2 separate regions of the Mus musculus genome follow, and region 1 is linked to region 2. Evidence: chromatin loops called from intact Hi-C (ENCODE). Cell type or tissue: heart. All regions are shown on one strand. Links, peaks and the distances in the headings refer to the core of each region. The heading gives the core; the rest is flanking DNA. Region 1 holds the start of Bod1 (biorientation of chromosomes in cell division 1). Region 2 has its middle 14 kb from the start of Gm39675.

Region 1 (12,326 bases), core at 1,935-9,934, 170 kb after region 2:
AAATGGCCCTAGCTTGGGTCAAGTTGGCATAAAAGTGCCAGCATACTGGCTCAGTTACCCTTTTCATACAATTCATGCCTACCTGCCAAGAGTTAGCACTGCCCACAGTGGGCTGGGACCTACATAAATTAGAAATCAAGGAAACGTCCCATAGGTGTGTCCACAGCCCCATCTGATGCAGGCGATTCCTCAGTCGAGAGTCCCTCTTCCCAAGTATTTCTAGCTTTGTGTCAAGTTGATAGGGGCCTTTATTGAAGAGGTCACTTGTAAGGGCGGGTCCTCCAGGATGGGCAGTACTGTGGCTACTTTCCTTGGGACCTTTCCCTCAGGGCCCAGTGTGGCCAGTATCTTGTTATTTAGGTCCCAGCTCCCATGGCACCTCCCAGGAGAGGCCTTTCCAGATGCATCTGTGCATCTGTTTATCTCCCTGGCACAACGTTGAAGTGGACTTGGCTTGTTGGCATTGGGGTTGCTGCTGACTGGAAAACTCCAAGGAGGAAGACTGATGGTTTGTATGTGCTCAGCCCAGGGAGTGGCACTATTGGAAGGTGTGGCCCTGTTGGAGTAGGTGTGTCACTGTGGGTGTGGGCTTTAATACTCTCATCCTAGCTGCCTGGAAGCCAGTATTCTGCTAGCAGCCTTCAGATAAAGACATAGAACTCTCAGCTTCTCCTGTACCATGCCTGCCTGGATGCTGCCAAGCTCTAGCTTTGATGATAATGGACTGAACTTCTGAACCTATAACCCAGCCTCAACTAAATATTGTCCTTTATAAGACTTGCCTTGGTCATGGTATCTGTTCACAGCAGTAAAACCCTAACTAAGACAACTATACCACTCTTCCTTTCGGGGCAAGCTCTGTGCACAGGGCAGTGCATGCCAGGCACTGGATAGGTATGCATGAGTGAGTTTGTGGGTGGTTACACACATTCGGTTGAGTGTAGAGTTCACAGCTTCCCAAGGACCAATCACTACCAAGTCAAGTGTTGTGGGAGACTAAGCTCTGACTATATGACTTTATATACAAGATCTTGCTGTACCTACCACCCAAACCCTGAGAAGTCACATGACAATTCTATACGTAAGGAGGCCATTCAGGGAAGCTAAGCAGTGTGGTCAGGGCCCTAGGGGAGACAGGTGCATGCAATTTAGCCTGTTCCTTTCTAGCTACTTAATAAATAAATAAATAAATAAATCTTGTTGGTCCTCCAGTAAGTGTGGGTTCTAAGGTCAAAGGCTGGGACACTAAGAGACGCCGGGTGAGGCTGGAGAGATGGCTCAGTGGTCAAGAGCACTGGCTGTTTTTCCAAAGGCCCTACATTCAATTCCCAGCATCCACATGGCATCTCACAGCCACGTACAAGGGATCTGATGCCCTCTTCTGACCCACAGGAATTCGTGCAGACAGAGGCCTCGTCTACACTAAACAAACAAACAAACAAACAAACAAATCCATACCACCACATTCATGGTAATAATCTCAGGATCATAAAGAACAGACCACCATTTCAATTAAGTGTCTGGACAAGCCTTACTATTTAGTTTAGTTCTTTTGTTTGAAACAGGGTCTCACTATGTAGCTCTGGCTGTCCTTGTCCTAGAACTCACTGTGTATACTATGTTGCCTCAAACTCACAGGGATCCACCTGCCTCTGCCTCCAGAGTGCTGGGATTAAAGGTATTGGCTGGGATCTGATGTCACAATCTTATTTAGTTTGTTAGTCTGAAAAGAGTATGTATCTAGGAAATGGAGGAGGAAGGGGGAGGGGTCACTGCTCCAGGCCATCAAATCCCTAGAATAGAGCAATGGGCCTTTCCTGCAAGTTTTACCAGGTAGGGAAACAAAGAGGTCGTAATTCCTTGTCCTAAACACAAGTTTTATAGTACTTGATAGGAAAGATTATATTTGATATTTTTAAACACCACAACACTTTTCCAGAAAGTTTCTTCTTAATTAAGGCTAATTAAAATTCTTCATTTAGAGATTTCTTAAAGCTCTTCGGTTATGCATTTGGGGCAGGCATAAGGCCAGTCGGTGGGATGACCTCCTAGAGTCTGCCCCAGCTTGGAGTCACTTCCTCTCCCCAATTCCAACTCCCTAACCCTGCAGGTCAGTGCACCAGACCCAGTTGAGGGGCCAGGGCGCTACTGTGGGGTCATGTGCCCGCTCAGCAGTTTAAGCTGAGTACACAGGAAATTTCAATCGTTAAGTCCGGAGTGCGCGCGCTCTCTGATCCCATTGTCAGGCCGGTGGCATTCCGGACCTCAGGAAGGAGCCCCCTCTTCCAGATTTTTCTGTCACAAGATTCATTAAGTAGCTTTTAAATTTCATTGCCAAGGATTGTCAGGACAATGCAGAGAAAATTGCCAACGATTCTGAAAACAGCCCATGAATCTGGGGCAGAGCTGGCGAGAACAAGGGAGCGCCTCCGGGCGGGTGGGACATTGGCAGCCACTTAGATGAGAAAGTTCTGGGCTTTCAAACTTCTTTGGTTGGGATCCGTGTTACTTTAAAAGATCAATTCAGCAATTTTCCCCTGTTCCTTAGTCAAGTGTTTTAGATGGTCGAGAAAGCAGAGGAGAAGGGGGCCTTCCAAGGTGGGGGAGGGGTGTGTGCCTTTCTCAGGAGGGAATGAGGATTCATTGCGCGTGTGCGTGTGCGTGTGTGTGTGTGTGTGTGTGTGTGTGTATTGGGAGAGGGGGTCGGTTCCTTGACCTATTTTCTGTTCAGTTTTGCAAACTTGGATTACAGTATGGCTCCACCACTGAGTCACAGCCTAGGCTGCAGCATAAAGACCAATCCCAGACTCCAGAGCAGCAGCCCCGCCCTCTTGCACATTGTGAGCCAAATCAAAGTTTCTTCCCCACCTGGAGACTTCAGTTTTTACCACGCTCCTCTGAGTCTTCAATGGCCTTAAACTGGGGCCTCTAGTCTTAAGTAGAGACACAGATGGATCTCAACTATGGGCACTTCTCTGTGGCCCTCAAGGAGGTAAACGACAGGAACACATCTGGTTTTGTTCATCGTGAGTTGTCGTGCTAACTGTGATTTTCCAGTTGAATATACCCTTAGAAGTTAGCACTTACACCATTGTATCCCTCTACTCACAATTTAAGTGGACAACAATCAGTTGCAATGCCTAAAACTTAAATACAAAGTTGCAGAAATAAATTAGCCATGTTCTGAGCAGAGTGATGCATTCCTGCAATGGCCACTCTATCTCAGCTGGAGATAGACGCTTCTGTCAGTCCAACGTGTCCACATAGTATGCACTGCCTACCCACTTAGCAGCTGACACAGCCATCAGATCCACTGTGTGATATCAGTTGCCTCTGTTGCACGGACCGTTACTTAACCAAGGCTTAAGGATAAGGAGCTGGCAATTCAGTTGTGCCAAAGAGAAGCTGAGAGACTGCTTGTAAGGATCTACAAGAATGAAATACTGCAGACGTATTATGTAGGGACTAGCCATAATTTCTGGTGTTCTCTCGGGGTCTTGGATAATGGAACCCGGGGTAATAACGTGGTAGATTTGTGCTGCAGCTTTGCTTTATGGTTCTCTAATTTAAAAAAAGAAAAAAGAAAAGAAAAAGGAAGCCCATGTGTGCAAAGGTTGAGCAGACCTCTGGTCTTACTTGGAGCTGATTATGCAATGCTGCTCCTAAAGAAGAGTCCCAGAGGAAGAGGGAGCCATCTCAGATTGACAGTCCCTTCCTCCACTCCTGCTTCACTGCTGCCTCTGGTCAGCCTCCCCTCCAGTTGGTTAATGCAGCTATCTATTTAAGGCTCTTGGTCATATCAATGTAAATGGGCTGCTGGTGACTCAAGGTGAAAGGAAATTTACGGAAAGCACCCACTGGCTCCCAGAATTGATAGCGAGGATGGCTGACGGAGAAGAGTGATGAGCCAGACCCACAGCAGGAGCTCTTCACGGGCTCACACCAGCAATGCTATGCCACTGTAGCTGTGGCGCTGACCCCTGCCACACCAGAACTGCAAAGGATGCTGGGAAAGTGGGTATCCGGCATTTCTACCATCTGTAGGAAGGTTCCTCCCCTCTCTAAGAGTGGAGAATTCCTCCCAAATTGGAAGGATGTTGAAAGACCACCCAGCTAAGTTGAAGACAAATGACAATCAGGTTGGGTTGGGTAATGTAATTGTAACAAAACGAACCAACCACACCAACACACAGAAGCTCAGTGGCTTGAAACCATACAGAAGTTCTATCCTGTTCCTGCAGTGTGTCAGGGACAGCTGAGGGCTCATTTCAAGGTTATCCTTAATGAAGAGGCTCGGGCTGATTAACCGCTATGCACCATCACTTGTGACTAAGAGCACTGCATAGACAAGCTTAATTAGACGGTACTGTGAGGCTGCTGGGAGGCGAGAGGGGAGAACTGCCAATCTGTATACAACCCTGTGGGCAATCAAAGGTTCGTACCTAGAAGTAACACACATCACCTGGCCAGAAGCAGCTGTGCAGGCCTGCCTTGGGGTGAGCAAGTGCAGGCTGCCTCAGGTCGACCAGCAAACTGGGACTAGCAGCTAGACAGGGTTGCAGTAGTGTGTGTACCACATAGAAACTGCTGTCTTAGGCTACCTGGCAAGGGGGTAGCTAGCAGGAAAAGCCACTGAAATGAAGACAAGAGCTGGGTTTTATATTCGTGTTGAGGTTCTGGGACTCCTAACTCTATATGCAACCCAAGAAAACACATGCATCTAGCTATCCTCAGAGCAGTAAGCTCAAACTCCATATGGAAGAAACAGCAATGTAGATCCAGCAAGAACTTCTCATGGGGCCAAGAACAAGCTGAGCCAGAACTGAGCCCAGCCTGCAGAGCGCACTTAGGCAGTCTAGCTTTTACCACAGGCACCGTCAGCACATGTGGTCTCCTACAGAAACAGACACTTTATTCAGGGGCACTAGGTTCCCTCTGCGAAAACCCCTCTGCTTGCAGCTGTCTGAGAAACAGTGGGGGTTGGGATGTGGAGGATTTGTAGGCCTTTGGGGCAGAATAGTGAGCTACGACACATCCTATTCTTCTTTTTTTCATTTATTTATGTATTCACGTTACACCACACTTTATTCTTTATAACTCTCCTAGCCTAAGGTATTCTGTTACAGTGACAGCATTTTAGGACAGAGAGCATGTTAGTGACAGATAGCATGTGGGCAGGACACTGAGGGAGGACCTGTTTGCCCTTTGAGGAGCCTCACACCCACAGGGCCCTTCTGGTCCCATGTCTTTCCCTCAGATTTTCATGTTGACACTTTTTAAATGACTGAGTGTGACAAATGTCACATCTTGCTCAATGACCAAAGGACTAAACGCTAGTTTCAAAACATCAATACCCAGTCCAGAAAGGTCCCCAGTAATTCTGGAGATAAAGTCCACTGGACTCATTTCCTCCCAATGCGCATTTGCTAATTTGTCCTAAATAATTTGAACCCAATTTTTAACAATCTTCTGGAACAAAAAGTCTAAAGACTACATTTCCCAGCCTGCCTTGCAGCCTCTCTGGGCCAGGACACTCAGGCAACCATCTTAGATGACAGAGAACAGGAGAAGGCTGCTGGTCAGCTCAGGACTACTTGCCTCCTGACTCTCTGAGCCAGAGCTAAACCTGTCCTGTGGAAGCCATGTGGGGTTGTGTTATGGTCGCCAGCTGCAGAGCTGCTTTCATGGAGACAGATGACTGTTACTCTCCTGTGCTTACAGGAGCATGGCTTCCTGCCTTCACTGGTAAAGGATGACTTCTGTGTTCCTGTAACCAGCCTGCCAGAAATGAAAATATCCTAGAGACACTGTGTCCCTCAGTCTGGCTACCAGACTATTGAAACAACGAACCCCAAAGAAATCAGAATAGCTTCAGGAATCTCATGCTGGGAGAAGAAAAAGTCATACCAAAATAACCCAATTCTCTCCTCTGAGCTTTCTCCTAGTCCAGCCTCGTAGACCAGTTCAGTGATATGCCATAGACAAGTCCCAAGACTGCACCCACCTATTCCAAATACTGACATTTAGGCATTATCCAAACTCATATCTTATATTTAAAAGAGTAAATTTCCCATTCACTCGCTCATTCTTTCTGTTCTTCCATCCCATTTACTGGGAGCTTGGATGCAACGGTGAACACAGTTCCTGCTTAGTGGACTTTGGAGCTCGTGGGGAAGGTGGAGGTCAGTCCAAGAACCCCCTAAGCAAAGCGTAAGTCCAGGACGGCACTATGTTATCACATATGTGCTAAGGATCTGAAATATTGCTAACAGGATTGCCATGGCTGCAGAGCCTCTCTACTATCCTGGAGAATTGGCTCTGACAGTTTCTCAAAGACCTATCACCATGAGCTGATGTCAGAATCCAGTCTAGAGCCCCCTGATGTGAAAAGCCCATGGATTCTCTATTCTTTCACACAATCCTGGGAAAGCCACCAATCCCATTTTCCAGTTTCTGAAAGATCTAGACTTAGGCTTGTGCAGGTTCCACCTTCTCATAGGCTTTGACTATTCTCATGTAAATATCCTAATATCTAATATGCATAAGTTCACTGAGTTTGGGGCAACTAGTCAGAAAAGGGGTGTTGTCTGTTTCCGTGCTGGAGATTGGACCCAGACCCTGCACATGCTAGGTCTGCATCGTGCCTAAATCTCTATCCTTGAAAAGTTTTAAGACTAAGACTTACCAGCAGTTTTCTAAAGGCCACCAGAAACTACATTACTACCAAGACCAAAGTTAAAAACAGTACTGCCTGGTTTGAAATGCTCTGGGCTATAAATGCAGCAACAGTGCCCTCTGATGGTCATTATTGTACATGTTTTGTGGTGGCATTTTTGGTTTCCCTTAGCAAGTCTTAGATTAATAATAATTAATAATTTCCCATAATTTGATCACTTTCATCCTTAGTTTCAATCCTCAACAGGTCCAGGTTATAGCAGTTATAAAAGCAAGCATACAGGGCATCAGGAGCTGCACCTTGTCATGGACCAGAGTTCCAAGAGCCAACACACAGGGCCCAACATTGGTGAAATACTGGACTGTAAACCTGGTCCAGCATCACTTTCCTATTAGACTATGGCAGATCACCTCAGCATTTACTGCTATACTAGGACTTCCTGAAGGTGGTGACTGTGTTGATTTGAAGAAAACGGACCCATAGGCTCATAGGGAGTGGCACTATTAGTAGGTGTGGCCTTGTTGGAGTAGGAGTGGCTTTGTTGGAGGAAGTGCGTCACTGGGGGTGGGTTTTGAGGTCTCAGATGCTCAAGCCTGACCTATTCTCTCAATGTTTCTTCTTGTTGGCTGCTGATTCGATTTAGAACTCTCAGTTCCTTCTCCAGCACCATGTCTGCCTGCATGCCTCCATGCTTCCTGCCATGATGATAATGGATTAAGCCTCTGAACTCTAAGCCAGCCCCAGTGAAATATTTTCCTTTAGAAGACATGCTCTGGTCATGGTGTCTCTTCACAACAATAAAAGCCCAACTAAGAAAGGGACTAAAATATATTCTTATCTACGTATACTCTGATCAGACAGTTAATGGAGTTGCTAAAGTCAGAGCCTGGGCCATGACAATCCTAACAAGCCAGGTTCATCCACTCACTGACCTCTAAACAGCCAACCAATGAGACATGTTGGAAAAGCAGAGAAAGAGATCTAGTCAATGTGGTCATGTGGAGAGAGGCCTAATGACGGCACCAAGTCTGCCTTCCAGAGACCTAACATGAGGTTGAGATTAAGAGGTATGGCCGGGTGTGGTGGTGCACACCTTTAATCCCAGCACTCAGGAGGCCGAGGCAGGTGGATTTCTGAGTTTGAGGCCAGCCTGGTCTACAAAGTGAGTTCCAGGACAGCCAGGGCTACACAGAGAACCCGTCTCGAAAAACCAAAAAGGAAAAAAAAAAAAAAAGAGAGGTATGCATAATTACTAAGCTGGTCAAGTTGTTCATATGGTCTCCTGCAAAGTGGCCATCAAAGTTGTCGGAATGGTGTGGAATCTTGTTCCAAGCGACAAGCTTTCCAGCTGGCTGGTACCAGACTTTAAATACTCCCTCTACTAGCATGAGCTTCTTCAGAGAGAGCCCATTAGATTTACTAGGGACTACTGGCTCAATATTCTGATAGTCAAAAGGGCACAGCTCAAGGCTCTTTAGCATAGCTTCATTCCTGTCAGGATGGTTGCGCTATTCTACAAGTAGGAAAGGGACAGGGACTTTTAGCCAAGTATTGTGCTAAGCACCAAAGTCAAAACAAACAGTTGTGGTTTCTACTTTGAAGATTATACTCTGGGTGTGGTTGGGGGCATCGGGGTGCAGATGGCCAATCAGCCTATAAATTATTCACTTCCAGTTACAACAATTGCTTTAAGAACTTAGCTCAACAATAGACAAAATTAGACCGGGGACCAAAAAAAGATTTTGTGAGGAAAGAATAAGATATGGTGTGCCTAAAATGCAACCTATAAGAAGGGCACCCTGCCTCCAGCCCTCCCTCCAGGAGGGGCCAGGGTTGAACTCTCTAATAGGACTCCCTCAGAGCCAGACATGAGAGGTCAGCATGGGTCAGTAGTAGAAACAGACTTGAGATGTCCCAAAGGGTTGCAAGCTGTCATGACACATTGTGATCAGCTTAACCTTGCGACTGGCTGAGCTGTTGCTAAGAAGTATGAACTGAGAGTGGCTACTTGTTTTGTGCTCTAATTTCAGTTCTCTTGGGTAGCAAATGTTGGGTGAGAGCATCTTGGATCACTGCCTACTGTGCATCTTCCCCGGAGCCAAGGGCACTGTAAATGTTATCCACATCTTTTTCAGTTGTCATGGGTGACGAGGAGGAACCACAGCAGATGTAGTTCTGAGAGCTGGGGAAGTTGATGAGTTGATGATCAGCCAAGAAACAAAGAGGACAGAAGCACCTAAGAAATCAAAACTGTCCAGGCATGGTGGCACACACCTTTTAGCCCAGCACTTGGGAGGCAGAAGCAGGCGGATCTCTGTGAGTTCAAGACCAGCCTAGTCTACAAAGCGAGTTCTAAGACTGCCAGGGTAGTTAAACAGAGAAACCCTGTCTTGAAAAAAAAAATCAAATATGATCTCTCCTATAAAATATATAAAATTTGTGTTTAGAAGAAGAAATTAAGTTTTTTTTTCCTCCCTCACTTTGTAAGACCTGCAAATGTTAGAATCCCGTGGACATTTTTTATTTACACAAAGGAATTTGATGGCCTTTTCTCCTTGGTGCAGTGACCTCTTTCCCCTTCCTCCTCTACTTCTTATGCACAAATTCTTTTCAGATAACTGAGTAAGATTGTTATGTTGGACCCTAGCCAACTGAGAAAAGACAGGATTCACCTTCCTCAGAATAAAAACCAAATGCACTTCCTGTCTAGGTGTGTTCCCTCCCCTGCCCTTTCCTGCCCCAGCAAGCCTCTTGATCAAGTAAAGTTTGCCTCATCCAGACACTTAGCTGAAATGATGGTCTCTCTTAGCAATCCAAACTTTTTTTTCTAATAGGGGCAACAGTGGGGAATTCAGTGCAGACTTGTGGGTGTAAAAGCTAGGGTATTTTACTTGTTGTAAAATGACAGCTAGCTATCAGGACCGTGGATATGTTAGGTTAAACACTGGACCACAGCACCTACTATACTTCATCTAGGTATATATATGACCACGGTAATTATTTCTGTTCTTCTATTTCTGCATCTGCACAAAGAAATAGTAGTGCCAGCTTTCAGGTAGTTGTGAACGTATTTAAAGAGTGCAGCACTATTACATCTAATTCATTCTACTTACTGGATCTACTATTAGTAATGCTGACAATATTTAATGCTAAGGCGAAAATCCACACATGCAAAAAAGACTTAACAGCAGTTTTTATTTTCTTCTTGTTATTTTACGAGTTCGTAAAATGAATCTGCATTGCTATTAATCAGGCAGAAGGGTACAAACTTTTGAACAGAAGTTTGATTAGTAGGCAGGTTAGAGAGCTTGAGAGGGTATAGGCACTTGCCACTGAGCTGGAGGATACGTGTTCGATCCCACCACTTACATCACAGGAGAGACCAGTGTGTCCCAAGTAGTCCTCTGACCTCCACATATGTGCTGTCGCACGCTCCACCGCCCCTCCCTGCCACACAAAAAGTAAAAATTAATTTTGTCAAAACAATAAGATTAACCCATTGTTAACCAAATCTCCCAGATCACATTATTTAAGGGGATCGTGGGAATGGAGCGACTGTCAAAAGCACAGGCTGCCAGGCATAAATACAGAGCTGCTGAATCACAGTCGTTAAAGGATACACTCGTAATCTTTTAATCAGTTCTGCAGGTGACCCGGAGGTCTGATTTGGGAGGGCTGCCGTGACTGGGTAGGTTCTGAGCCTACAATGCCCAAGCTGTCCCGCAAACTAGCGCGAGCGAGCCAACAGCCTGCCGGGAGTTGTAGTTTCTAACGGCCAGACACGGGCTATAAGAACATAGGTGATGGCTCCAGGAAACCAACCGTCCCACAATGCAAAGGCCGTCGGTGACGCCATTAGACGAGCGCCGGCAGCGCGGCGAGCGGGGAGCGCCTTGGTCCCCGCCGCCTCCCACCCTGCCGCCTCCGTCGCCGCCGCCTCCGTGGGCCCCTCCGTGTCTGCGCAGCTCTGCCCGCGGCTCCCGGAGGAGCAGCGGAGCGCGGGGCCCGGCGCGGGCGCGGGGTGCGGCCATGGCGGACGGTGCGGGAGCAGGCGCGGCGGGCCAGGCTTCGGGACCGTCCGGGGGCTCGAGTGGGGCCGGCGGCCCTGTCAATCCCGCTTCGCTGCCTCCGGGAGACCCGCAGCTCATCGCTCTCATAGTGGAGCAGCTCAAGAGCCGTGGGCTGTTTGACAGCTTCCGCCGGGACTGCCTGGCCGACGTGGACACTAAGGTACCTGAGCCTCGGGGGACCAAGGGGGGCGGACCATCCAGTTGCTTTGACGTGCCAGAGCCCGGAGTAAAACAAAAGGCACCTCGAGAGCCTGGCAGGGACGCGCTGCTCGGGGCACTACCGGTATCTTCTGAGTGGTGCACACCCGACACCGGAGCCCTTACCAGCTGTGATTTTTAAATCAATCAATCAATCAATCTATCTATCTATCTATCTATCTATCTATCTATCTATCTATCTATCTATCTATCTATCTATCTATCTATCTATCTATCTATCTATCTATCTATCTATCTATCTATCTATCTATCTATCTATCTATCTATCTATCTTCTGAGTGGTGCACACCCGACACTGGAGCCCTTACCAGCTGTGATTTTTAAATCAATCAATCAATCAATCTATCTATCTATCTATCTATCTATCTATCTATCTATCTATCTATTCATTTATTTATTTATTTATAGTTCTTTCGCTTTTCTGAACTTGAGGATTCTTTAATGGCTGCACACGTATACCCACTCCATACCCAAGAAACTTGTGTTTTACAACCCATGGGAAAGGTAGAGTACTTTAGAAGCTCCACCCGTTCCCTTGTTCACCTGGGAGGTGATTTTTAGCACTGGCTGGATGGGACTGCACGTTAATAGTCCCTTTCCCCAGCTGAATCATTTGCAGACTTGTTTGAGGTCAAATTGGGATAAGCTGTCGAATCAGCACCTTCTTTTTTTCCATTTAACTAATTGAAATGGAGTTAATGGCTATGTTAGATCCAGTGCCAAAGGCCAGTCTACCGTTAAACAAAATGCTAATTCACCTCATTTGGAAACTTTGGAATGTGTGTCACGGGGCAGGTATATAGTAGCCAGAACATTTCCTTTCCCATTACAAAACTTGCTTGCCAAGATTAAGGTGTGGAGCTAGGAGCCTCTTTGCTGACTGAGAGGGCTCCCCAGGGTAGTGGTTGCTCCTCATGCTGTCAGGGCTGTGAGTCACCAAGCAAGCTGGTCTAGTAGGCCTTAGCTGGGGCTCAGCTGTCAGCTACAGGCTGCTGGGGCCTGTCCTACGGCTTTGATGTGCGGTAAGGTCTTCCCTACATAGACATGTCTTAGGCCACAATCTGCACAGGTAGGCCATCCTTCCTGCTTCCATGTTCTCGTAGAGCGACCAGAGCCATGCAGACACTGACATGCCATTCACCAAGGATCGGGTGAAGAGGTACTATCTGCCTCCAGTTGGAGAGAAGGTCAGGGGCTCAGAACATTCCTTGTACTCACGAGGTAGTTTCCTAGTCTTGTTCTTAAGCTCTGAGGAAGAGGATTTAGACTAAGTGCCTCAGGCTCCTTTGAGGGTCACAGCTTTCCTGGAAACGCTTCACAGAACTCCCTTGGTTGTAGCTGTAGGGACTCTTGCTGAGGCT
Region 2 (12,326 bases), core at 2,868-10,867:
TGAATCTCTCTATATAGACCAGGCTGGCCTTAGACTCAGAAGGACCTGTCAGCCTCTGATTCCTCAGTGCAGGGGTTAAAAGTATGCATCTCCATTCTTAGCCATATCTCTTTTCAGACTTAAATAAGATAGATTTCGGATGTGAGGGTGATCTGCCAGGGTTGATTCTGCTGATCTGGCTGGCTAGGCTAATATCTCCTTCCTCCCTCACCGCTACACGCGCGTCCCTCCCAAAGCCGTGCGCTCAGTCGAAGAGGACAACCTTCCCCAAATAAAGGAGGACCGGTCTTCGGTCAAAGGTATTTGAGTAGCTGCACCCCCCTGCTAGAACAAGCTCTCAAGAAGATAGGTTTCTGTCCTTCTGAATCTTCTTCAGTGAACGTGCATTCCACAATTTAAAAAGAGCTTCTTAGTGAAGAGTTTCAAACCAGCCAGAAAACATACGAGGAGTTGTCCTCTTTTAAAACACAAAGGCAAAGCCTATGTCTAGAATGTGCTACAGCAGGATGTCCCCAGGCTAGAGACCTCAGCAGTCTGGTTTCAGAACTGGACAGAAAGAACATGACTGGACCTAGCTTCAGTGTGTCACAGAAAGGCCATAGTGATCCCTACTAGCCACCACTCTTCATTGCTAGGTGAGGCCAAAGAAGTTCTCTTGTCTTGGTGAGGGAGCCATGCAGACCCCAGTTCTGAAGTAAACAGCATGTGTAGAGGGCCTGGGGAGGTAACCCAGACACCTTACAGACTACATAACCCCGAGGTCCGGATTGGTCTTCAAATCAGACTGTGAGAGGACACATCCATGAGTGAAATGCTGTGGGAGGACATAAGAGCAGGGAGCTGGCTTGCAGAGCAGACGGGCTGCGTGATGACCAGGCACAGTATGGGAAGAGTCAGTAGATTAGTGTGGAATCCCTTATTAATGTAATTGAGTTGCAATCATTAAGTTTTAAAAATATCTTTATTTTAAGTTCATTTTTTTGTTGTTGTTATAGGGTTTCTCCATGTAGCCACAACTGTCCTGGAACTTGTTCTGTAGACCAGTCTGGCCTCAAAATCAGATCTGCCTGCTTCTGCCTCCCAAGTGCTGAGATTAAAGGCTCAAGCCACTATACCTAGTTCAAATTTTATTTTATTTTTAATTTTCTCTCTCTCTCTCTCTCTCTCTCTCTCCCTCTCTCTCTCTCTCTCTCTCTCTCTGTGTGTGTGTGGAGGGGCATGTGTGTGTGCATGCATGCATGTATGCATGTATGTACGTACATGTGAGTACCAGTGCCCACAAAGGCAGAGGAGTCATATACCCCTGTAGCTGGGGTTTCGTATGACAGTGGCCACCAGATGTGGGTGCTAGAAATGCAACTAGTGGTCCTTGCACCTAACTTTTGGTGCAAGAAATGGCATGCATTATAAATATGTTCTTGCCATTGAGCTGCATTTCCCTCGGGCCTTCTTCTTGTCAGTATCTGGAGGCAAGAGATGGGAGGGAGAGGGAGAGAGAAAAAGGGGAGGGAAATGAGCAAGCAGATGGGAGAGGAAGGGAGACCCTTTCTCACTGCCACCACTCCCCACACTTGCCACCACCAAAGCAAATGTAACTGGTTCTAGAAGTAACAGGAGACTGTAGCTTTGGGGGAGTGCATGTACATCAAAGGTCAGGTTGCAAACTACATGTCCAGCCCTGAGCTGCTGGTACTGGAAGCCATTGTTCTCAGTCACAGCCACTGGTGGTTCCAGCTGCTGCTACAGCAGGTGATTCCATATACAGTGTAATTCTGCGTATTAACCAAATTAAAATAATAATATGTTCTCTCCTTTCATGTACTATACTGATAAATCCTGATTTATGAATGAAATGTTCTGATTAGTTAGTTAAAAATAATTAGTACCAGACTATGCTTCAAAGTTAATGAATGCACACAAATCTGGTTTTCTACATGTCAATGCATCCGTCATTTGAAGGAAAATATTAATCAGTTCTGTTCAAGAGAAACACGTGGAGTAGCTACCAGTTTGCTTTGCTTTCCTTTTCTGTTTGCTGTACAAGGCAACATTTGCACAAGTTAAAATGTTGGTGCCTCATGAGGCTGGTGTACTTCAGAGAGCTGCATCCTGCAGTGGCTGCTTTCTGTGGGCTGAATGCACAGGCTGTCAGGGGGAAGGGCCCACCCTCAGAGCTCCTGGACTGCTACAGAGCCTTTTCTGGGATCTGAAGGCTAATTACAGAAATGCCAGAATTGTGGAGAGAGCCTGGGAATAGCATCTACAAAACCAGGAAGCCATTTATTATATGCGATTATGTTCTCAGAGCTAGAAAAAATACGAGATTTTAGATAAAAGTTGGACGTTTTGGCCACTGAGAATCAGAAGACCACAGGGCACCCAACACATCAAGATTACTGCCAAGATCCTTTGACCCACAGGCTACAGACAACACAGTTGCAATTATTGAGTCTGTTACCTTCCAAAGACAGCTTTGACTGCCTTGCAAATTACCAAAATCACCTCTCAAAGGGTCCTATCTTTCATATTGGGTGCTCAGGGCATAGTAAGGGTTGTTAGATTCCCACAGCTGGCCCACATTCATTGTGGTATCTTTGAAACCCATGTGACATAGTGGACGCTGTATGCAAATCATACACATAAACCAAAAGACTTTGTTTCTTTCTGTGCCCAATTCACCTAAACTGAGTTGCCTTGCTACACTGGGAATATGGGCTAAGAGAAGAGATTTGGGTCTCTACAAGAGATTTTGTCTGTACAAGCTGATATTCTCTCTGCATAAGACAAATCCCTATGTAAGAATATATGGCAGGGACTAGTGTAGGCATCCCACATGGCTTCACATCTGTAATCCTGGCTGCTGTTCTTGCCATGGCAGGCAGGATGGAATCATACAATGTATGGCACACACCATACACTGCTACATTGTTGCTGTTCAGCCTCCTCCGCTGTGGCTCTCTATGACACTTTCTCCTCTTTCAGTCACTTTTTATTCTTTTGTAAATTCGACTAAGATCTCCTGGCTGCATTTAGCTGTAATGGGTCAAAACAGAAGAGGTCCTGAGCATTCCCCTAATAGGCCCGGTGTCCTCTGTCTTTGCAGGTTCTTTAGCAAGCGCAGCTCCTATTCAAAGTAGGTCTGGAGAGTGAGCACACAAGTCATGACTGGCCACGAGCATCAGTCCTTCGTGAAACGGCTTCTGTCAGCACTGAGCTGCAGTCTATTCTCATGGGCAGGCAGTCTTCAGCCTGGTCAGTCAGTACCAGTCATGAAACACTGGAAGATCACCTCAGAGCTCACCCCACTCTGTGTGCCCACAGCAGGGATGCAGGATATTCTGGGAAATGTACCTGTAGGTTCAGGTCAAGTTCTTGGTGTGATCTTTTTGATGCTGTGAGACAAATATGAAGTATATGGTTGCTACTGAGGTAACAGCACACATTTAGAGTAAATTCTTGTTTTATAAGTACCAGAGCAGACTCTAAAATAGTGACAAATGAATAGTAAATAAATTACTGGTGGTGGTATGCAATCAAGAACTAGGTACTGTCCATAACCAAATGTACTACCTACTAGTGTTATGTCTGCAGCATCACAGACACACAGTAGGCGCACTTCATTTGAACCAACAAGGATTTTTTTCAAGTGCTCTATTACCCTTGTGGGATCACTGTTAAATAAGTGCTTCCTTGGATAACTGTGATGTCACCATGTGGCTCTAGACCATATCAATCATTACAATGTTGCCTTGGATTTCTGTTAGCTTTTCTCACTGGAATTGGTGCCTCTGGAAAGTGGGAAGGGGTTGATTATCTCATGGTACTGTAGCTAGCTAGCTCAGGAATGGAGGCTAGCAGGTATTAAAGACATGCCAGGAAAAGACCTGCTGTCTTTTCACCCTTTGAAGAAATGCTCATAGGTTGTCAAGCCATCTTTGTACATACCTTCCCCTACCATCTGCCTCTCAAAATCTGATACAAGTAATCTCAACCTTCTCTATGAAAATGCTAAAAGCATATGAGCATTGCATATAAGTGTTTTGTGTTTAGTTGGGTTTGGGTTCAGAAAAGGGGGTGGGGCAAAACTCTTGCTCTTTCCTATGTCCTTTTAATTATTGAGACTTTGCAGCTCTGGTCTGTGAGTCCACCAATGTGGGTGGCTGAGAAGGTAATGTGTGAAAAACATAAGGCCTTCCTTGGCCAGTTCTCTGATCCAGCTCCAGCCTCGTACAAACTGACTCCATACACTTCAAGGAAGTTCCCCTGTGCGTCTCCCTTGCTGTTGCCTCTTCAGGCAGGCCTCTTGGGATAGCCTCAGAATCAGTAGAGCTCCTTGACCCATAGGAGACCTAGAGATCCATGGCTGCTACACTTTGCATCTAGCTGAGGAAAGCTGAGCAAATGTAGAATTTTTAAAGTATAGTATAAAAGCCAGTGACAAACTTCTCAAAGCTTGAATTGGAGTGTTGGTGACTAGGGGTGGATATATGAAGACTTCTACTGAAGGAATATATTCTTTTGTTCAGCTTTGGTCCAGGGAGGGTCTGGGAGAGCTCTGTGGCTTGCAACTGAGGTATGAGATGGGGTTGAGTCTTGTCCCTGCTTATGGAAGATACAGTGGCTGGTGGCAGCATGGAAGAAGTAGGGGTGTGACCCATATTGTTGACAAGTAAAGGAGGGGAAGAAGGAACATCATATTTAGAGCAGCAATAGCAATGCCAGCCTAGGATCTAGGAGGAACTTACCTTGTCTAGGAGGAAATACCTGAATGGAGAGGCCATGTTGGGAAATGAGAAGGGCTAGCCAAATGAGAAACCTGCCCACATTAACAGAGCTAGTATCACAGGTGCCCAGGGAAGGCTGCCTCCAGAAACTGTACAGCTCATCTGGGAAGGAGAATGTTAATTGAAAGCACCTGCCAGCCTCTGAGAGGACAAAGCCAACCTTTGACAGTACCAACCAATTAAGAGTTTTTCCACCCCCTTTACTTCCTTCCTTACCCCCACATGATTCCTGGAGGGATGAGAAACTAAGTCCCCGAGCTAGTGGAAGAGCAGAAATGCCAGCTCCACAGGTTCTGGCTGGCAGCAGCCCAAGCGGGAAGAAGAAGAAGGAAGAATTACACAATGAACTAGGCAGTGTCTCTGACTTAGAGAGGCCACAGGCCTCTTATTATTGTCATTACTAGAGATCACAGAGTGCATGGATCTGTCTGTAAAACAATCATTCAGGAGCAAGAGACATGTGGTACACCGTGAGCACCTTCAAAGAAAGGTGGGAGAAAGGAGAAGCCCTGCTTGTTCGGTGTCTTCATACAGTATCCAGTACCAGCATGTCCACAGTGTTTTTCTTTTCCCAAGATCACTTGCAGAATGGGTGCAGCTTCAGCCTCCATTTGTTAGGAAGGATTTGAAACTCAACACAGTTGCATTAGCTGTCTCTAGCTGCAGGGTGTCTGAGATGAACCAAGATTGGAAGCAGGCTGTTAGACTCTGGAGCTGGCATCCTTGCTACCTTCCTGTGCCTGTCTTGTGAGGCAGGTCAGACAAGGTATCTGGGGAAAAACACTGAAGTTGTCCCTAGGGCCCCCAAGTGCACTCAGCTAAAAACACTTAGAGTTCACAGAATTCTCTTCAGTTCCTTTGAGAAAGGCATTTCAGTGGGGCATTGCTATGTGGTTTTAAATATCGAGACACCTGAACGCTAGCTTAAGGAGAAAAGAGTATTGAAAGGTGTTTTAGAAGCCTGTCGTGACCTCCATCCTTCTCCTTCTTCTCCTCCTTGTCCCTCAGACGGTTTCCATCTGTTTTACACAGCACGGGCACCCATGGACTCCTGGGTTAAAGGAACCTCAGCTCTCTCTTTAGAGAGCGCTTTGGCCTGAAACATGCAGAAAGAGCACCTGCGAGTGTTAAGCTTTACTTGGGGCACTTGGGCTATAGTAGTGTAGATTTTAAAGGGGAACAAAGAGGAAGAAGAGAAGTCCCAGTTCTGTTGGAGGTATCACTTCCAGTGAGATTATGAATGGTCAGCTGATCTCTATTGCTAATCCAATTGTCATTCCCAGGGGAAGAGTCATGTGGCCCTGGCTAAAAGCCAGTTCCGGGGGAGGAGCCAGATGAGGAATCCAGACTGCCCTGCCTGTCTTGGAAGTCCCTTGGACCAGAAGGCTTCAATACACAGTTGAGCTAGTTTTAACAAAAGTCCAGCCCCGCTATCATGGTACTGCTTTTTTCAAGGTCCCATCGGTGTTCTGTCCCGGGTGCCCTATATTTTTATCCTCATCTTGGTCTCTTTCATATTACGTTTGACCCACAGTTGCTCCATATTCGTGTTGTAACTGACTAAACCACATCTTTTCCAAATACTTTTCGCCTTCTCCACCGGAGTGTCCTGGTTAGCACTAAATGCCAACTTGACAGCCTAGAATCGCCTTAGAAAGGACTTTCAGACAAGCAGTTTTCTTGATCGTGTTGGTCTTTGGGTTTGTCTGTGAAAAATTGTCTTAATAGGTAATGGCTGTAGACTGACCCAGGTCACTGTGGAAGATGCCATTTCCTGGGCAAGTGATTCTGCGATGTCTTAGAAGTCTAGCTAAGCCTGAGCTGGTGAATGAGGCAGCAAGCAATATTCTTCTATCATTTTTGCCTCATGTCCCTGCCCTGTCTGCCTTCAGTGACAGACTGTGACCTAGATGTGGAAGCCACATAAATCCTTCCTCCTGCTGAGTTGCTCTGGCTTGTCACAGCAGCAGGAAGAAAGCTAGGATAGTGACTGAACCTTCTTAAAGGGGAAATGCGGACTCTCCCTGTTCTGCTTCATGCTACAAGCTCAGACAGAGCCAGGAGTAACAGAACACTGAAAGGGTGACTGTACTACAACTGCTGTTCTCTGGGTGGGCTCCTCTAAGGCAGGGATGCTGCTTGTACAGCTGGGTCTAGCCATGGGAGCCTGAATGGCCCTTGTCAGAGCACCCATCTTCCTTGCTCTGCAGGCTGGGGACACCATGGCCTGGATAGTTAGGGCTCTCTCATGTCTCCATTTGGTGGCTGTTGTGATCAGCTTTGCTGGTGTCAACTGTCACTTTTCAGCTGGTAAAGCTCTAGACATCCCTGTGCTCCTGCTATTTCTCCATCTTTCGTTTTAATGTGAGCCATTGCACATTCCATACTAGAGCAGATTACATCAGATGCTGCACTTGCCAGCCTCAGCACTAAGCTGTGCTTCTCACTGTCACAGCAGAAAGCCAACCTGGTTTATGGTAGTTTATACTACAGAGACAACTTCCGAGGATCCCTGAAGTGGAGGGGCCTGGTGGGTTCTGTCTTTTCCTGGTAGTTAAAAGCATGGTAGCCTGGGTCAAGAGACTAGGCTGCAGTTCCACTGGAGGCCCTTTCTCTGCATGGTCCTATGCACGAAACTTAACCCTTGGGTTCTCAGGTTCTCTGTGGAATCATTTTGACCTGAAATCAGGACACTGCATATGAAGTGCTTATCGTGGTTCCTGGTACATGGTAATGACCTAATACCCAGCAGCCATTGCTAATATATAGTTTACACTCTGATGCTTGAGTTTGGTCACATAACATCTCCTCAGTAACAGCCTGTAGGAACCAAGCTTCATCAGAAAGTTGCAAAGTTGTGGCAGTCTCCTATGTTTCCAGGACTGTCATAGGGATGAACTGGAACAATGGGTATACTCACCCATATGCATCGGCGCCTCTCAAATCTTACCCATTGATTCTTCTTAGCAAATCTAAGGATAGGTAATATATGCAATTTTACACACAAGGAAATAGAGGCATTAATAGGTAGGTTAAGAAACTGGCTCAACCCAAAAGTTAGTAAGTGGATAATTAGACTCCTTACCATGCCAATGACCACTGTCTTCTCTATGGTTTGAGGTGCTTGGCACGAGTAGGAGATTTTTAAAAAATAAGAATGACATTTCTACACATTGCTGAAGTATAAACAAAAAAAGAGGCTACAGAGCCTAACAGCTATTTAGAGCAGCATCCATGGAGTCCTTGGGAAATGAAACCAGGCAACTATGGAAGAAGAAAGGATCCAAACTCCTTAGTGAGTGCTGGCTGTTCCCCTGGGAGCTTAGCGGGTATGATGCTATGGAGTCCTGTGAAACACCATGAGTGACAGGTCATGGTCCATGTGAACTCTATCCCCACATACCTCTGAAGTTCTTGGTCTGAGAACAGACCTGAGAGCTTTTCCTAAGAGGTGGGAAGAAAAACAACTCCAATTGTCAGCCCCAGCTGACCAGCACACAGGATGTGTGAAGATTTGAATGGCCAAATTTCCAGGCTTATTTTCCACCAGTCCAGCAAAAATATATGCACAAGGCATAGCAGCCTCTAGGCCAGATACCTAGAGGTGTCCGTCAGTGGCCTGGAGGAAACAGATGGCACCATTCAAATTAAACAAAATGTGAGGAGAGTTTAATAAAGAAGAGGTCTGTTCTCAGACCAAGAACTTCAGAAGTATGTGGGGATAGAGTTTACATGGACCATGGGAACTGTGCGCCTGTCACACACGTGGGGACAGAGTTCACGTGGACCAAAGGTGAGGGGAGACCCATGAGACAGGGTACAATTCCCTGGGGCTGGTCATCTCCCCTGGGCCTTTGGGTCCAGGGATAGAGAGCACCCTGGAGGCAGCCACCTGGCAGGAAGTAGGGCTTTTGTCAGAGGGACCCACACCACACATTGTGGACTTGTACGTGAGAAGATGGGGGTGTAAATATCCCAGCCATCCTCATTTCATCAGAGTTCTCAATCCTGTTTTCTTCACCAGGACCTACAGGGGAAGTCGCAGTCTCCCAAGGCACAGGAAGACAGAGCGCACAGGCTGCAAGGGTCTGGGTACAATTCCCGAGGGGAAGTCTCAGGAACATTGGTACCCAGGAAAGCTATTGTTACTTTGAAACTGAAAATTTCCAGGCAAAGCGTAAGTTTGGGGTCCCAGAGATAATAGTCTGATTCTTGTATTGTGAAGAAAGGGAACTAAGGCATGCCTGACATTGCCTTCTGTCCCTTACATATCATATGAGAGTCTCTTAACCCACTCAAAGTGAGTTGGGTCTGAAAATGGCCATGCTCTTGATGGGCCACGCAAGAGATAGCCCAAGAGGATTGCTAGTCCCTTATGTCCCTCACAATCAGCTCGTCTTCATGGATTTGTTTGTGTTCGTTTCATATGCACAAATAAAGCATGTGATATTCCTTAGTTTATTTGGGAGAGCCCTCCCCCGTACCAAGGTCTGCACATGCTCCAGTCCCTTACATAAAACAATGCAGTACCTACATATAACCACATATTTGTGCCTGTGTACATGTCTAGATTATCTCAGCACCTCATGCAATGTAAGTGCTCCGTACATAGTAACTGTACTGTATTATTTAGGAAGTAAAAAATGGGGAAGAGTCTATACGTGTTTGGCCATAGTACTGTTGTTCTTTATTTATTCTTGACCTTGGGTTGAATCCATGGCTGCGGGAGCCATAGATAGAAAGGGGCAAGTATTTCCAGTTAAAGTATGGGATGCACCTGCAGCGCACAATGCCATGTTTTATTTGTTTCCGTATGCCCAGAACCTGCCACAAGGCTGACATACCATAGAATTCCAATAAGCATTTATTATGTGTGTGTTTCTGTGGCCCTCAGATTCCCACTGAGTGGCATTTATTAAGCCCTTACTACTTTCCAAGCGTTGTCTCTGGCCATTCTCATCTCAGTATTCTAATTTAATATTCATAACCACTCTACTTATCTTACCCTCACTTTTATAAACACTGGAACCAAGGCTCGGAAAGACAAAAGAGGCAGACCGTGGGTTTTAATAAGGTTTTTGGTTGCTTCCCTGATTGAATGTTTCATCCTCTTCTGTTCTGAAGCCGTCTCTGGATTGGTCACTGAACAGTTACTTCATGCATATGCATGGGCTGACGGCATGAATGAGTCCCCCAGAGTCTGCAGCGTGCTTTGTGCATCTCTGAGCCTACCACTGAGTGTGCTGGCTTGCTGGCAGTTGTCATTCCACTTTCTAAAACCGAGTTAAAATAATTTCAGTTAACATAGTTGTCCATAATTAGGGGCTGTGGTGTGATGTCTCAATACATGCACACCATGTGAACTGATCAGGGAGTTTCTGTTTCCCTTTCTGTCATTATTTTGTTTGGGGCCTTTGAGCTTCTCTCCACTACTTATTCATAAACCAGACAATGGACCGTTGTGAGGTGCAGTCCTCCCCTGTGCTGGAGAACACTAGCACTTATTTTTTTTGTCTAAATGTCTTTGATGCCCAAACTGCTCATCTCCTCTGAGCACACTGCCAACAAGAGCATTCATAGTGTCTGCCTAACTAGAACCCATTATGCGGCATGAGCTTGCGATGATCCAGTAAGGTGGATGCTGGCGCTGGTCTTGGTTCTACTTTAGAGACAAGAGCCTGGTGATGTCACATTTGGCTTTCTCCATTAATTCAGAACACATACATTGCTGGCAGTTTCTTCTGAGGAATGGTTGAAATGAAATTGTCAAGTGCATCCCCCTTGGGTGATCTGAAATGGAGCTGCCAAAATATTTGCCAGTGACATCCACCTGTCTTAGAAGAATCACGCGCGCGCACGCGCGCACACACACACACAGAGAGAGAGAGAGAGAGACAGAGACAGAGACAGAGACAGAGACAGAGACAGAGAGACATAGTCACAGACACAGAGAAAGACAGAGACAGAGAGAACAGGGGCAGGTAAGATGTCTGAGTAGTGTGGAAGTGTGGAAGTCTGAGGACCTGAGTTGGATCCCTAGTGGAAGAACCAACAGTTGTCCTTTGTCCTTTGACCTGCACAGAGGAGCAGTGGTCCACATGCCTGCACTGCCTCCCACCACTGACAAACAACTTTAAAACTGTAAAGAGAGGATAAATACTGAAAGCGGCTCCCCGTTGAACACAACCTGCATTCACCTCTATCTTCTCACCTATTGTGTCCTCCGTCTACACTGCCCCAAAGAGGAGGCACGCATAGCTCTGACATACATGATACATGATACATGATACATGAGGGTCCATATATGCCCATTCCCCATATATGTTAGTTGTGTTTTGGAGACAATGGCTTTGCGGTGATAAGGGAGTTGTTCTCGGGGCATATCTGCCTGTCTGGCTCTTGTCCTTGGGTGGGACCAGACCTAGGCTCATCATTTTTTGCTTTATTTTACTAAGGATTCAAAGAAGATTTGGATCTGGTCTAGAAAATCATGTTCCTGACCGTGGTAGGTGGTGTGGGGTTGGGATAGGGAGGCAGGCAGGGAGAGTCTTATTTCCAGACTGCTTTCTAAAACCTAAGGCTTTGCATGACAAGTGTTTCTTCTTCCTTTGAGTCCTTAGAGCTCTTTCTCTAGCCCTGTGGGGCAGCCCTTGTCTCAGGTTACTCCTTACCTTCCTTTCCAAGCAGGAAGCTAGTTAAAGGCAGCTCAGCATCTAGTCCTTCTTTGTCCCCTTCCAGGCCCAAACTCTCACATTTCCTGACCTAGAATATGGGAGTAGGAGGCAGCGTATCATGTATGTCAGAGCAGTGACACAGCTTATCATGTATGTCAGAGTTGTAATGCACCACACCATGCATGTCAGAGCAGTGACACAGCTTATCATGAATGTCAGAGCTGTGATGCACCGCATCATGCATGTATGAGCTGTGACACAGCTTATCATGTATGTCAGAGCTGTGATTCACCACACCATGCATGTCAGAGCAGTGACACAGCTTATCATGTATGTCAGAGCTGTGATTCACCACACCATGCATGTCAGAGCAGTGACACAGCTTATCATGTATGTCAGAGCTGTGATTCACCACATCATGCATGTCAGAGCAGTGACACAGCTTATCATGAATGTCAGAGCTGTGATGCACCGCATCATGCATGTATGAGCTGTGACACAGCTTATCATGAATGTCAGAGCTGTGATGCACCACATCATGCATGTCAGAGCAGTGACACAGCTTATCATGTATGTCAGAGCTGGGACTGCTTCCTCTTTGGGACAGTTTAGATGGTGTACATGGTAGGTAGAGGAGAGTGGTGAAAGAACAGGCCACAGAGATAGCAAAGGTGAGACTGGCCTTGAGAATCAGCTTGCTTCTCCTTTTGATCTTTCTCCAGCCTCACACTAGTCTGCAGGTGCCCAGCCAAAGTCAGTAGGCAGGAGGGGGGGGTGAAAAGTGTGGGATCCAGCAAACTAAAAAGGAACAAGCCAGTATTTCCAAGCAGCACACTGGCATGTTAGAGGAATGGATCTAGGCTCTCTT

The links. A loop is a pair of places that touch in the nucleus more often than their neighbours do. Peaks named below come from ENCODE experiments on the same cell type or tissue, not always from the same donor. Only the 100,000 strongest peaks of a DNase experiment are listed, where the experiment ranks them.
Region 1: a loop joins it to region 2, with 2.0 times the contacts of the local background. A loop is called at or near these places in 3 of 42 quality-filtered maps.

What each region holds. Positions count from the first base shown.
Region 1 is chr11:31,670,081-31,682,406 of GRCm38, reverse strand. It overlaps Bod1 (biorientation of chromosomes in cell division 1), which reads left to right and starts at 10,545. Exons shown (of 4, transcript NM_001024919.1): 1 at 10,545-10,906. The coding sequence starts at 10,706. In heart, for the core only: a CTCF peak has its summit at 6,803 (motif pointing left); no DNase peak of the experiment used is centred there; H3K4me3 peaks cover 297 bases; H3K27ac peaks cover 559 bases.
Region 2 is chr11:31,844,976-31,857,301 of GRCm38, reverse strand. No RefSeq gene overlaps it. Among named protein-coding and RNA genes, the nearest start is that of Gm39675, 14 kb to the right of the region's middle. In heart, for the core only: no CTCF peak of the experiment used is centred there; a DNase peak (open chromatin) is centred at 6,091.